Regions from separate parts of the Homo sapiens genome. Here region 2 is linked to region 1. Evidence: chromatin loops called from intact Hi-C (ENCODE). Cell type or tissue: K562. All regions are shown on one strand. Each heading gives the region's core, and the rest is flanking DNA. Links, peaks and the distances in the headings are about the cores only.

What was found. Hi-C counts contacts between places; a loop is a spot of excess contacts. Peaks named below come from ENCODE experiments on the same cell type or tissue, not always from the same donor. Only the 100,000 strongest peaks of a DNase experiment are listed, where the experiment ranks them.
Region 2: a loop joins it to region 1, with 2.8 times the contacts of the local background. A loop is called at or near these places in 2 of 110 quality-filtered maps.

What each region holds. Positions count from the first base shown.
Region 1 is chr17:74,920,926-74,926,957 of GRCh38, reverse strand. It overlaps USH1G (USH1 protein network component sans), which reads left to right and starts at 3,703. Exons shown (of 3, transcript NM_173477.5): 1 at 3,703-4,048. The coding sequence starts at 3,885. It overlaps OTOP2 (otopetrin 2), which reads right to left and starts at 2,685. Exons shown (of 7, transcript NM_178160.3): 1 at 2,625-2,685; 2 at 2,013-2,358; 3 at 1,266-1,402. The coding sequence starts at 2,325. RefSeq lists a silencer at 2,566-2,749. In K562, for the core only: a CTCF peak has its summit at 3,267 (motif pointing left); DNase peaks (open chromatin) are centred at 2,326, 3,257 and 3,637; H3K4me3 peaks cover 1,620 bases; H3K27me3 peaks cover 1,261 bases.
Region 2 is chr17:75,003,772-75,009,803 of GRCh38, reverse strand. CDR2L (cerebellar degeneration related protein 2 like) reads right to left here. Exons shown (of 5, transcript NM_014603.3): 5 at 4,004-6,032. The coding sequence ends at 5,730. Among named protein-coding and RNA genes, the nearest start is that of MRPL58, 5.9 kb to the left of the region's middle. In K562, for the core only: a CTCF peak has its summit at 2,904 (motif pointing right); a DNase peak (open chromatin) is centred at 2,933.

The sequences.
Region 1 (6,032 bases), core at 1,821-4,320:
ATTAAACCCCATCTGTACTAAAAACGCACAAAAAATTATCTGGGCATGGTGGCATGCACCTGTAATCCCAGCTACTTGGGAGGCTGAGGCAGGAGAATCGCTTGAACCCAGGAGGCAGAGGTTGCAGCCGAGATCGTGCCACTGCACTCCAGCCTGGGCGATAGAGTGAGACTCCATCTCGAAAAAAAAAAAAGGAAAAGAAAAGAAAAAAGAAAAAAAAATTAGGTGGGGAGCACTGTCTTTTTCTATTCTGACACAGTTTGTATAAAATAGTGGTTCTCCATTCTTTAAAGGTTTGCAAAACGTCACATGTAAAACCCTGCTCGTGGTGGGGTTTACTTTGTGTGGAGATGGGGGTCAAGTAGATTTTTGACTATCTAGTTTTTTTTTTTTTCTGGGAGCAAGGCCAGCCTCAGGTTAGGTCTTGCTCAGGGTGGAAGGAGTCTCTGTGGACTTCTCACCTTCATTTGACAACATCCCCTGCTCATCCTCTTCCTCTGTCACCGTACCAGGCCTTGCTACCATCTGGCTGCCTGTGAATCCCTGCTATGGCATTTGGTGATGTGGGGATATCTATATTTTCATTTTACCTGAGTATTCTTCAAACCCATAAAATACGAAAGACTAAAACTACATAAATGCCACAGCCACATGTGTGCTGAACTGTGAAAACCTGGGCAGCAGGAGTGATGTTTCTGGGGAGGGCATCATCCATGGTGCCATTTTGGTCATGATAGAGGGCTGGGGGCTGTTCTGATCCCATCTAAGCCCAGTCCTGTCTCAGCTCAATCAGAAGATCTTTCAAAGTATTGTTTATGCAACAACAACTACAAAGTGAATGTTTGAGAAATCCCAGTTACAGGCTACCCTACTTTCCAAACAAATACAGCACAGAGGGACCAAGCTGGCAGGAGCCTGGGCTGACACAGAAGCCCCCTACGGGCACCCAAGAAGGGCAGGCCAGGTTCTAGGAGACAGGGCTGGCTGGCACAACTCACACCTCCTAGGTGTTAACTACTGGCACTGCTTAGGTTGAAATAACATTGCAGAGCTCCAAGTGGGAGCTCACGTTGGGATGTTACTTCATTATGAGGCGTTTCCACATTGATGGACTCCTGTGATGCTCTCTACAGCCCTGTCCCTGGTTTACTTAATAGCTCAGGATACGAGGCGGATGGAGCTCAGGTCTCCGACCCCTTGTTGGGTCCTTCCCAATGGCCAAGTGTTAGCTCCTTTCTTCCACACAGCGACACTCCTCCACCCACCTGGATGATGACAAACACAGCCTGGATGAGGGGGTGCAGGATCTTGATGGCTGACTGGCACTCAAAGAAACTGGAGTAGTAGCCGGTCTTGAAGACATCCATGATGAGGGTGCAGATTCCAAACAGCACCAGCCCACCTGGAAACCAGGGGTGGGTGGGTGGTGGTGGTGGATCAAAGAGGCAGGAGAGAAGGCCTGCCGAGCTGAGGACAGGCCCTGAGGATGGGAGGCTAGATGGGTGGGTGGATGGGTGAGTGAGTGCACTGTTGGATGGATCAATGGGGAGGGTGGGAGGACAGGTGGATAGGTGGATAGACAGACTGAAAGGTGAATGGGTGGATGGAAGGGTGAGTGTATGACTGAGTGGGTGGATGGATGGACCTGCTACCAAGCCCCCCTCTCTTTGGGGCTGTGTGGATACCGCAAAGGGCCCTGGCTGAGCTCTTTCAGTGGCTGCCATCTTCTGGTTCCTGCTCTCCATCAAAGGCCCTCCCTCAGCCAGCCTTCTCTAATCTTCAGACCGGGGGCAAAGAGGTCCCCTTCCATCCCTCTATTCATCCCTCCCCCAGGACCCCTTACCTTCCTCTTTTTCCCTAACTGCAGCCCACTTCACCCTCCGGTCCTCCTGGTCCTCCCTAGGGAGCCTCTCGCCCTCGTATGTCAATCTGCACTCTGCAACTCCTGCGAGAGCCCTAGCCTGCAGCTCCCTGTTGTGCCCACCCTACCTCGCCCCCACCTCCCCTGGCACCTCGGAGCCAGATGGGGCCAGCGTGCGCGTCCCGGTAGGGTACCGCGCAGGGGCAGCGCACGGTTCGGAGGAGGTAGAAGAGGATCCAGAGCGTTGCCAGCAGCATCATCGCAGTGAGCAGCGCGAACACGTCGGTGTCGTACACGGCCACCTTGTTGAAGGCTCCGCCGCTGATGAGCGTGCAGGCGAGGAGCAGCACGTTCACCGCCAGCAGCACCGACAGCAGGCGGCCACCCTTCTTCCACACCTCCCTGGGGCCCGCACGCGGCGCCGGGGGGCTCTCCTTGGGGCCCTGGGCCAGCTCCTCGGACATGGCGGAGGCGACTGGAGAAGGCTAGAGGGATCACTGTAGGGGAGGAGCGGACAAAACTCCAGGTCAACCCTGACGGCTCTCCTTCCCCCATCTCATCCCTAGACTTGGGGACTAGGGAGTTCCTGACCCGCAGGGTTGGGGCTTCGGGTGCTGGAGGAAGCGCTGGGAAAGGGGAAGAGAAAATGCGGAACCTGCCCCTCTCGCTGGATGGGAAGAAAGGAGAAGCGGCAGCACCCGGTTGGACCCCTCCAAGGTCCCCACTCCCCAAGTCCGACTGCCCTCCGGCCCGGGGCACCCACCTGGCTGGGCTTGGAGCCGGCGCTGAGCTGGGGGTCAGGGGACGGCGAGCGTCTCCTCTCTCCCACGCCGAGATGGACAGGCGCTTTATACCCAGGAGGACAGGGTGATTTACAGCTGCGGGAGTTTGGCTCCATAAAGCTCTCAGTCCCGCTCACATGATCCATCTTTCTCCAAGGTGAATTTAGGGAAGAGCCCGCTGGAGCCAGATAAGGCAAGATTCATATTTACCCTTTGAGAGGCGACCCCACTCCGTCACCCCGGTGCGGCCAGGCTCGGGCGCGGCCCCGCACTGCGGCACCTAGAGGGCACCCCGCCCCTGGTGCCCACCGCGCCCTGGCGCGCAGCATTCCAGGCGCCCAGAGCCCCGAGAGCTAAGCTCAAGAGACGTCCAAAAAGCCTGCGGGCACCCTGACGCCCTCCAGCCGCGGCGCACCCTGAATCCTGTGCTCCTGTGCTCCTGCCTGGGATGGCAACCCCAGTTCCCCTCTCCCCCACGGTCCTCGCAGTGATCCAAGCTCCCCTTTCCTCTATCCCACCGCCCTGCCCGCCCCCGCCGCCGGCCCGCGCTCCGTTGGACTCCGGGGCTTGGGTGCGAAGTTCCACGCGGCACGCGGAGCCGCTGCCAGTCCTCCAGCGCCCCCTGCTGGAGTGCGGTCGAGGGACTCCGTTCAGGCGGCGGCGGCCTGGCCCGTCCCACTCGCTGACCGAACCGCGGTCGGTCACGGTGCCCCTTCTTAGGTCCACTGTCCTGGGGCTCAGGACGGCTCCCCCACCCCGCCCTCCGGCACCCCTCCCCAGCTCTCGGTTCGTTCCACTGACAGGTGGAGAAATACGGAGCCACAGCGCCCCAGGCTCTAGTGAGGACAGATCTCTGACTGTCCCCGGACTGGGCGTCACAGTGCGCGGCCCCGGGGTGGGCACTTTTGAAGAGGAGGACAGGGCCTTGCGTGGGTCACCCTCGTGTATTGAGGTGCATGCAGGGTGTTTAGGACCCAGGGGAAGACCGGGGGCGGCTCCCTGGACAGCGGGAGATTTCGTCCCCCGCCCCCTCCGCCCCCGCCCCCGGGTGAGCGTTTCAGATGTCTTGGTAGTCGCGGCTCTGGCGCTCCGCACCCTCCGTCTGCGGCAGCGGGGGCTGGCGGCCCCGGCCCCTGCCCGGCCCCGTCCTCCAACCTCATGCCTCAGCCCTAATACCGCCGCCCTCCCCTGCGGGGGGCCTTTCTCCGTGTCCCCCGCCCGCCCCGTCCACTTCGGGCGCCATGAACGACCAGTACCACCGGGCAGCCCGGGATGGCTACCTGGAGCTCCTCAAGGAGGCCACCCGAAAGGAGCTGAATGCCCCCGACGAGGATGGCATGACCCCCACTCTCTGGGCTGCCTACCATGGCAACCTCGAGTCGCTGCGTCTCATTGTGAGCCGCGGGTGAGTACGCCCCACCCAGTGCCCTTGAGGCCCCTGAGACCACCCCAAACTTCCTCGTCCACCACTCCTCTGAGCTGCCTCCTTCCCCTGCAGACAGGCGGACCCTTAGACCCTGGCGTTTGTGGGAGAGACACATGTTGAGGGGACCCAAGCGGAGGCATCTGACACTTGTTAACACTTGTGACCTGGATCTGGGGCTAGGAGGGGAGAAACCGGGATTTGGGGGTTCCTGATTATGGGGGGTTGCTGCAGAGTGAGGGGAAGGTGGGAGAGATCCCCTGGCTGGGGTCCCCCTGGAAGCAAGAGTGAGGGGATAGTGAGACTCGGAGAGAAGGTTAGGAAGTCTCGAGGGGCCAGCAGTGGGGGCTAGAAAGGGAGGGGTCTCCACTGCCCACTCTCCAGCCTTGATCCAAAGGGCTCTGCCAGCCAGCACCCACGTTCTCCGGCAGGCTGGTGTCACACAGCGCTTGCCCTCAACCTGCTCATTTTGGGGATTTATGGACACTGTCCAGGGCGCCAAATGTCACTGATTCAGCCACTCCATTAACTCTCTCCAAGTCCCTCCCCCACAGCCGGGCACAGCTAAGCAATGGTGGAGGCTGTGATGTGGTCACCCTGAAGGGGCTTCTCTTCCCTCCCCCTCCCTTTGGAGTTGTCCTGGGTGGGGGGGTGGGCATACAGTGCAGGTGTCAGTGCCAGGGAAGGGGCCTGGAGGTGGCAGTTGAGCCACCTCCAGGACCAGAGCCACTGATATGGGTTCCTTGGGGCTAAAGTCAAATGACTGTGACCAACTCCCTCAGCCCCAGTGGCTTTATAAAGAGAAGTCAGGTTGGTCTGGGCATCAGGGCAGCCTGGACAGGACACCCCAGGAAGGTTGATATGAAGTCTCAGGTCATGGGAGAGAGGGCCAGGGGCTTAGCTGGCCCCGGTACCAGGTACTGGCCAGTGCCTGAACATGTAGTAGGTGCTGGAGACCCCTCCTTCTTGCCCTCTCCTTGGGCTGCTCCTTGGGCCCAGCATCAGGTGGGAGCAGCCTTGAAGCCTGGGCAGCTGAACCATGTCCCGTGAGGCCAAGGCTGGCTGGCCCTTCCCCACCCCAGGAGGGCACACAGTGACACTGTCCCTGCCATCCCTTCAGAGAGGCTCATGAGAGGAGGGGAAGAGGGCTCCCCTTGGGTACACCAAGCCCCAACTCCTCCAGAGACCAGGATTGGTGTTTGATGGGTTGTGGGTTGGGTGCTGGCAGGTCCTTCCCACACTGGCCTGCAGGACTTGGCGGCCAGGAGGGGAGGCCCAGGAAGGGGTGTGTGGGGAGCTGTTGAGACAAGGGAGTGATTCTTCCCCCAGCCCTGGGGGTTGGCCTTGTGGCCTCATTAGTGCAGGGCAGGGGTGCTGTGCTGGGCCCCCAAGGGAGGGAGAGCTCCGGAGGAGTCTTGGGAGCTTGCCCTGGGGGACACCCGTCTGGTGTGAAGGGTGCTTGTGGGGGCTGTCGGGGGTCCCTGGACAGGCTCAAGTGAGCCAGCCTTGCAGGGATACCAAAGAGGGGGCAACCTAGGGAAGGGAGGGCTTCGGAGCACGGGCAGCTGATTTCCCTCCTCCTCCCCTCCAGTCCTGGCTGCCCCCACACTCCCCTCCCCGCCCAGGCCAAGGCCCGACACCTCCTCTCACACTCGGGCTTGCCAGGGCTGGCCCTGCTCCCTGCAGACAGGGCCCTGCCTGCTGACATGCAAGCCCACACTTCACACACGCTCACCCGGGGCTGGGGCCCGGCACACACCACCCACTGGTCTGTTCTCTTTTACGGTCACTCGGCACACGCAGCCACACTCACCACCACGCCTGCCTAGAGACCCAGACGCGGCCCTGGCCCACCAGCGCTCTGGGCCAGCTCTGTGCTGGGCCCCATCAATAATTTACTCCCTTCTCTCAGGGCATCAAATATTCATCCCCTGAGATTCCCAGCCCTCAGTTAGCTTGGGGAAGG
Region 2 (6,032 bases), core at 1,699-4,198, 83 kb before region 1:
ACCTCAGCCTCCCAAGTAGCTGGGATTACTGGCATGTGCTGGATAATTTGTGTATTTTTGTAGAGACAAGGTTTCTTGTCTCTACCAGCCCAGGCTGGTCTTGAACTCCTGGGCTCAAGCAATCCACTTACCTTGGCCTCCCAAAGTGCTGGGATAATAAGCATGAGCCACTATGCCCAGCCGAGTTTGAATATTTCTATGTGACCTTGAATTACTAACCTGACCTCTAAGTTTTTGTATCCTCATCAGTAAAATGGAGATTTTATAGTCATCTCATAAAGTTCCTGAGGATAGTAAACACATATAAAACACTTAACACAGTGCTTGGCATGAAGTCAGCAGGCAACAAAAATTAGCTGCTGCTAAGGGATGCTATGTGCATGCAGGTTCCTTAAGGGACACTTTTCTTTCAGACACCTGATTACTGTTGTCTTTTTTCCTCTGTAGCCCTGGAGTGGGAAATCCAGTCTGACGAGCTGTATTCCAACCCTCTTTCCTTCTTCCCTGAGGGGATGGGCAGCACAGAGCTGCCCACCTCTCCCTGGAAAGTACTTCCTTCATTGCTACCCCTTATCTGCCTGGTCCCCTAAAACTGAGGCCACCCCCCAGCTCTCAGCTCAGGATCCCCAGGGAGGGCAGAGGCAGGTCTGTTTGGCTAGCTGCCCTCCCTAAGTGGGGTGGTGGGTTTGGCCCTGGGAGAGGAGAAGGGTGCCAGTTCAGGGGAGGAGAGAATGGGGCAGGGGCCGGGGGGCGGGGAGGAGCTCCCTGCAGCAGGGAGTATCTGTCCACAGAGCAAGGACAAAGTGGTGATCAGGAGGGAAGAAGGGAAAGAAAGGAGGGAAGAAGGGAAAGAAATGCATCCAGAGGGCGGTTTAGAAAGCTGAGGGAGGCCAGGCATGGTGGCTTACTCCTGTAATCCCGGCACTTTGGGAGGCCAATGTGGGAGGATCATTTGAGCCCAGGAGTTCAAGACCAGCCTGGACAATATAGCAAGACCTGGTCCCTACAAAAAATTAAAAAAAAAAAAATTAGCCAGCATAGTCCCAGCTACTGGAGAGGCTGAAGAGAGAGGATCACTTTAGCCCAGGAGCTGGAGGCCGAGTAAGCTACAGTTGTGCCACTGCACTCCAACCTGGGCAACAGAGCAAGACCCTGTCTAAAAAAAAAAAAAAAAAGGCTGAGGGAGAAAAGGGTGGCTGGATTCACGCCACGGCTTCCTTCGTCTCTCAGGTGTGACTGCTCCATGTGGTCACCACCACCTGCTCCCCATCCTGGTGACGACAGGTGACAACAGGATGGGAAAACCCAACAGCCACTTGCACGCTGCCCTTGTAAAAGCCCCATGCTGTTCAGTTGATGTACTAAGCACAGCAGTTTGGGGCCCAGCCTTGGGCTTGCCACACCACACTTTTTTTTTTTTTTTTTTGAGACTGAGTCTCACTCTGTCGCCAGGCTGGAGTGCAGTGGTGTGGTCTAGGCTCACTGTAACCTCAGCCTCCTGAGTTCAAGCAACTCTTGTACCTCAGCCTCCGGAGTAGCTGGGATTACAGGTACACACCATCATGCCTGGCTAATTTTTGTGTTTTTAGTAGAGATGGGGTTTTGCCATGTTGGCCAGGCTGGTCTCCAACTCCTGGGCTCAAGTGATCCTCCTGCCTCCGCCTCCCAAATTGCTGGGATTACAGGCATGAGCCACCATGCCCAGCCCCACACCACACTTTCCTCCCCTCCTGAGTTCAAGGGAAGTTGTTCCCCATCAGGACATTTGGGGAAGGAGTTTTGGGGAGAAGCCTGCATTTCCCCCCAGTTCCAGCTGGCCCCTGAGTCTACCTCCCTTAGAAGACTTTGGAAGCTTTTCCACAGACTCAGGTTGTGTGGGCTGGTGGAACTGGAGTCCACAGAGCTGCCTTTTTTTGTCTGGAGACGAGAGAGTGAAGCTAGCAAGAAACCCCTCAAAGATTCAGGAGCATTTTCCTCTCTGGTTTTGGAAGTCCCCCATCGGAAAGGTCCACCCAGGCTGCTGGTGCGAGAAGGGGTGGGTAGCGTTGGCAGTGTGAGGCGAAGGAAGATACCCTAGAGGTGCCCCCTTTGATCAGGATCCACAGTCCTGTTTCTAGGCTTCCAGTATCTGAGCTTGGACAGCAATTCTTTTTTGAGACGGAGTCTCACTCTGTCGCCCAGGCTGGAGTGCAGTGGCGCGATCTAAGCTCACTGCAAGCTCCGCCTCCCAGGTTCACACCATTCTCCTGCCTCAGCCTCCCGAGTAGCTGGGACTAAAGGCGGCCACCGCCATGCCTGGCTAATTTTTTCTTGGACAGCAATTCTTAAGTTCAGGATGGACATTACTAAATCTGGAGAGGGCTGAGTGGAGCATGGGAAGTTTGAAAAACCGCTATCATTTTGCTTTTTTTTTTTTTTTGACGGAGTCTTGCTCTGTCACCCAGGTTGGAGGGCAGTGGTGCGATCTCGGCTCACTGCAACCTCTTCTTCCCGGTTCAAGTGATCCTCCCACCTCAACCTCCTAAGTAGCTAGGATTTTTGTATTTTTAGTAGAGACAGGGTTTTACCATGTTGGCCAGGCTGGTCTCGAACTCTTGATGTCACATGATCTGCCTGCCTCAGCCCCCCAAAGTGCTGGGATTACAGGCATGAGCCACCTCGCCCGGCCTATCATTTTGCATTGAGGAAAACAGAAAACCCAACGGATTGACGGCACTTCCAGAACAAGAGGGAGGCTGGTGTAATCTTGGTGATGGGGACCCCTCCAGAAGATGAACCCCTCTATGTACCGTCCTCTGTATAACATGGGGAGGAGACAGATATCTGAGGAAGAATGGGAGTGGTGAGGTTTTTCATGTATATGGAAGAGAGATATGGGGTTTATCAGCTTGAAAAACACCAGGAGATGGCCCTCTTGTCATTCCTGTGACTGTCCTGTGTCATCAATGGGTGGCTCACCAAGGGCAGGTCAACTTCCCCATCCCTCATGGTCCTTCAGGGCATCAGTCTGGCCCTGGACTTCCTGCCGTGGCGTCTCATTGCACTTAGGAGGCCCGAGCTCCCCTGAACCTTCCGGGCTCTTAGGAGCCTGGCCTCCACCCTCTGTTCTGGCCACCCCCCACTGCCCCAGCTGCTCCCTGGGCCTCCACTTATCTTCCCGTTGGTTCCTCCTCAGCCTTCTGGTTTCAGCTTCATCATCACCTCTCCAGAGGTGCCCTGACCACCCTCGCTTAGCATTTCTCAATCTTTTTTTTCCATGATCGCTCCCCCTTCCTACCTCAAAGAGCCTATTTAGACATTTTCTCCGAATTGCTCCCCCAGGAATTTTAGTAACACTGTATATCTCTTCATGTGCTGTATTTATATATCTAGATATGATTTTTTGAGACAGGGTCTCGCTCTGTTGCCCAGGCTGGAGTGCAGTGGTATGATCATAGTTCACTTCAGCTTTGACCTCCCAGGCTCGTGATCCTCCCACCTCAGCCTCCTGAGTAGCTGGGACTACAAATGCACACCACCATGCTCTGCTAATTTTCAAAAAATGTTTTGTAGAAAGGGGGTCTTGCTATGTTGCCCAGGCTGGTCTCAAACTTCTGGGCTCTAGCAATCCACTTTGGCCTTCCAAAGGGCTGGGATTACAGGCATGAGCCACCGCGCCAGGCCGATTTTTTTTTTTTTTTTAACTTGGTTCACCCTGTTGGGCCCACGTGCTCTAGCTGAGGTAGCACTACCCTCTTGCCCCGATTTTTCCATCATGCCGTATCTTTTGTTTGTTTATTTTGGGTGGATCTCCCCACACCAGAATATAAACTCCAAGGGAAGAGGGGCCCTGCTGGCTTGTTCACCATGTATCCCTAGCTGGCCCTCAATAAATATAGAAACTTCTGCCAGAGCCTGCTATTTGGAGCTGTTCAGTCTCAGGGAAGTGGGACACAGGATGTTACCCTCTCCCATGGCTGGGCGTGACGCGAGGCAGGTGTGTGAGATGCACAGAGATGGGCCATTTTTGCTTTTAGAATACTGGTGCATTTTTTATTAAAGAAGAGAATAAAGCATTTGTAAATATATTTCTCTCACGTATACTTCAAAGGTGACGCTGGTCTGCCACTACAGAGCTGGGGAGCAGACAGGCTGGAGCTCTTCCCCCAACCCTTCCACACTCCTCTCCCCCAGATAACAGACACACACGGAGGGCAGGGAGCTGCCTAGCCTCAAAGGACAAAAGTTTCCCAGTTGCACGTACAGAAGGACTCAGTCGCCACCAGCTCCCATCACAGTGCCGCCCGGAAAGCAGGTGGTGTCTCCAGGAGGTCAGGGATGCTTGGTAAGAAAACCCCTTTACCCATTAGAAATAAATAAGGCATGAAGGTTCCCACTGGGATCCCGGTGCAGAGGCCAGGGCCCCCCCGCCTTCCACTGACTGTATGGCTCTTCTGGTTTCTAAGGTCTCAGGAAGGGCGGCAGAAGGAACCAGAAGCCCTGAAGGGCTGCTCAGGGCAAGCTGGGGACCTGGGTGTCTCTTAGCTGAACTTGACTTTCTGACATCTTGAAGCAAAACTCCTGACGCAGCTGGGTCCTCAAAAGCCCCCCACAAAGGTGGGAGGTGAAGAGCAGGCATTTTATGGGAGGGAGGGAGGGAGCATGTTCCTCAGCCCCATCCCAATACAACACGATGCAGCATGGGGCGAAAACCCCAGTCCCCAGTGAAGGGGAGGCAGGGGTGGACATTGGGACCACCGGCTGGTGGTGCATGTCCAGAACATTCTGGGGGCTGCAGACATGACCTGTGCCAGGGTTGGCCTGTGGGGAGCGTGGAGTGACTGAGACATCATGGTCCCTGAGATGGGGGCAAGCACAGAGACGGGAGTCAGAGGCCAAGCTTGGTTAGTTGGTGGCGGTGTGAAGGGATGGGGGCTCCCCACTGCCCCGGCCCCTGGAAAGCTTAAGGCCCAGCAGGCATTTCTGGGGTTGGAAGCCAAGGAGACAAGCTCTGAGCGAAACTGCACCACTCTGCTGAGGGGCTCCTTCTCCTCCTCCTCTGACTGGCTACAGATCTGCGGTGGGCCAAGAGTATCCAGGGAGAAACCTGTCCCTGGCAGGGCTGGAGCAGGGACACTCCAGGCCCAGCTGAGGCTTCCTGCTCTGCATGGCAGGGGACATCTCTGACCTGGTCAGGACCCTGGAGGTGGGACAGCTGGTGCTAAGGGAATGTCAGCGCATCAGGGTTGGGGAGAAGCAGTGGGTGGTCCAGGAAACCCCTGAAACAGCTGGCCCTGGGGTCCCCTTTCAAGTGTTTCCAGTTGTGGCAAGGGGTCAAGGAGACCTTGCATTGCAAATCTCTTAGAAAAAACAAACTTAACCAAAAAAAAAAAAAAAGCCAACTGATCCAGAATGGCTTTCAGAAGCCTGGTCACCAGTCTGAGGGTGAGGCGCAGGGTCAGGAAGCCAGGGGCTGGGGGAGCTGGGGGATCCCTGGGGTAGTGGGGACATTTGGCTTTGAACTCAGAGCTGCGCCTTTGGGCTGGCGCGAGGTGGCCAAGGGCTCCTGGGAGGCAGGACAGGTGGGCTGCCTCCGCTCAGCAGGGAACATGCTGCGTGCTTCCGGATCAGGAGGCCGCGTGCTGTGGTGGCAGGCCGCTAAAGGGCGCTCGCTCTCTGGAAGCTGCACCGCCCAGGCCTGAGGGACCCCACGGCTTCCACCCTGGGGGAGGCTGCAGGCCGGAGAAGGGTCACTTGCTGCTGTGCGTCTTGACTTTGGTGGCGTTGATGTCAGCCTTGGTCTTCTGGATCCTGGAGAAGATCTCTTTGAAGAGCGCCTTGTACTCGGGCTGGCTCTGTTCCAGCCGCTTGTCCACGGCCTCCACGTGCTGGCTCAGGCTCTTCTCTCCTGCCTTGACCTCACCCTGGCCCTCCTCACCCCCGCGCAGGTCCCTCCACGAGCTGTCCCGGGAGATGGGGCGCGAGGTCTGCACGCCGGCGTGCCGCACTCCGGCCCCGTGCTGCCGGCACTTGCTCAGCAGCTCCTCGTACTT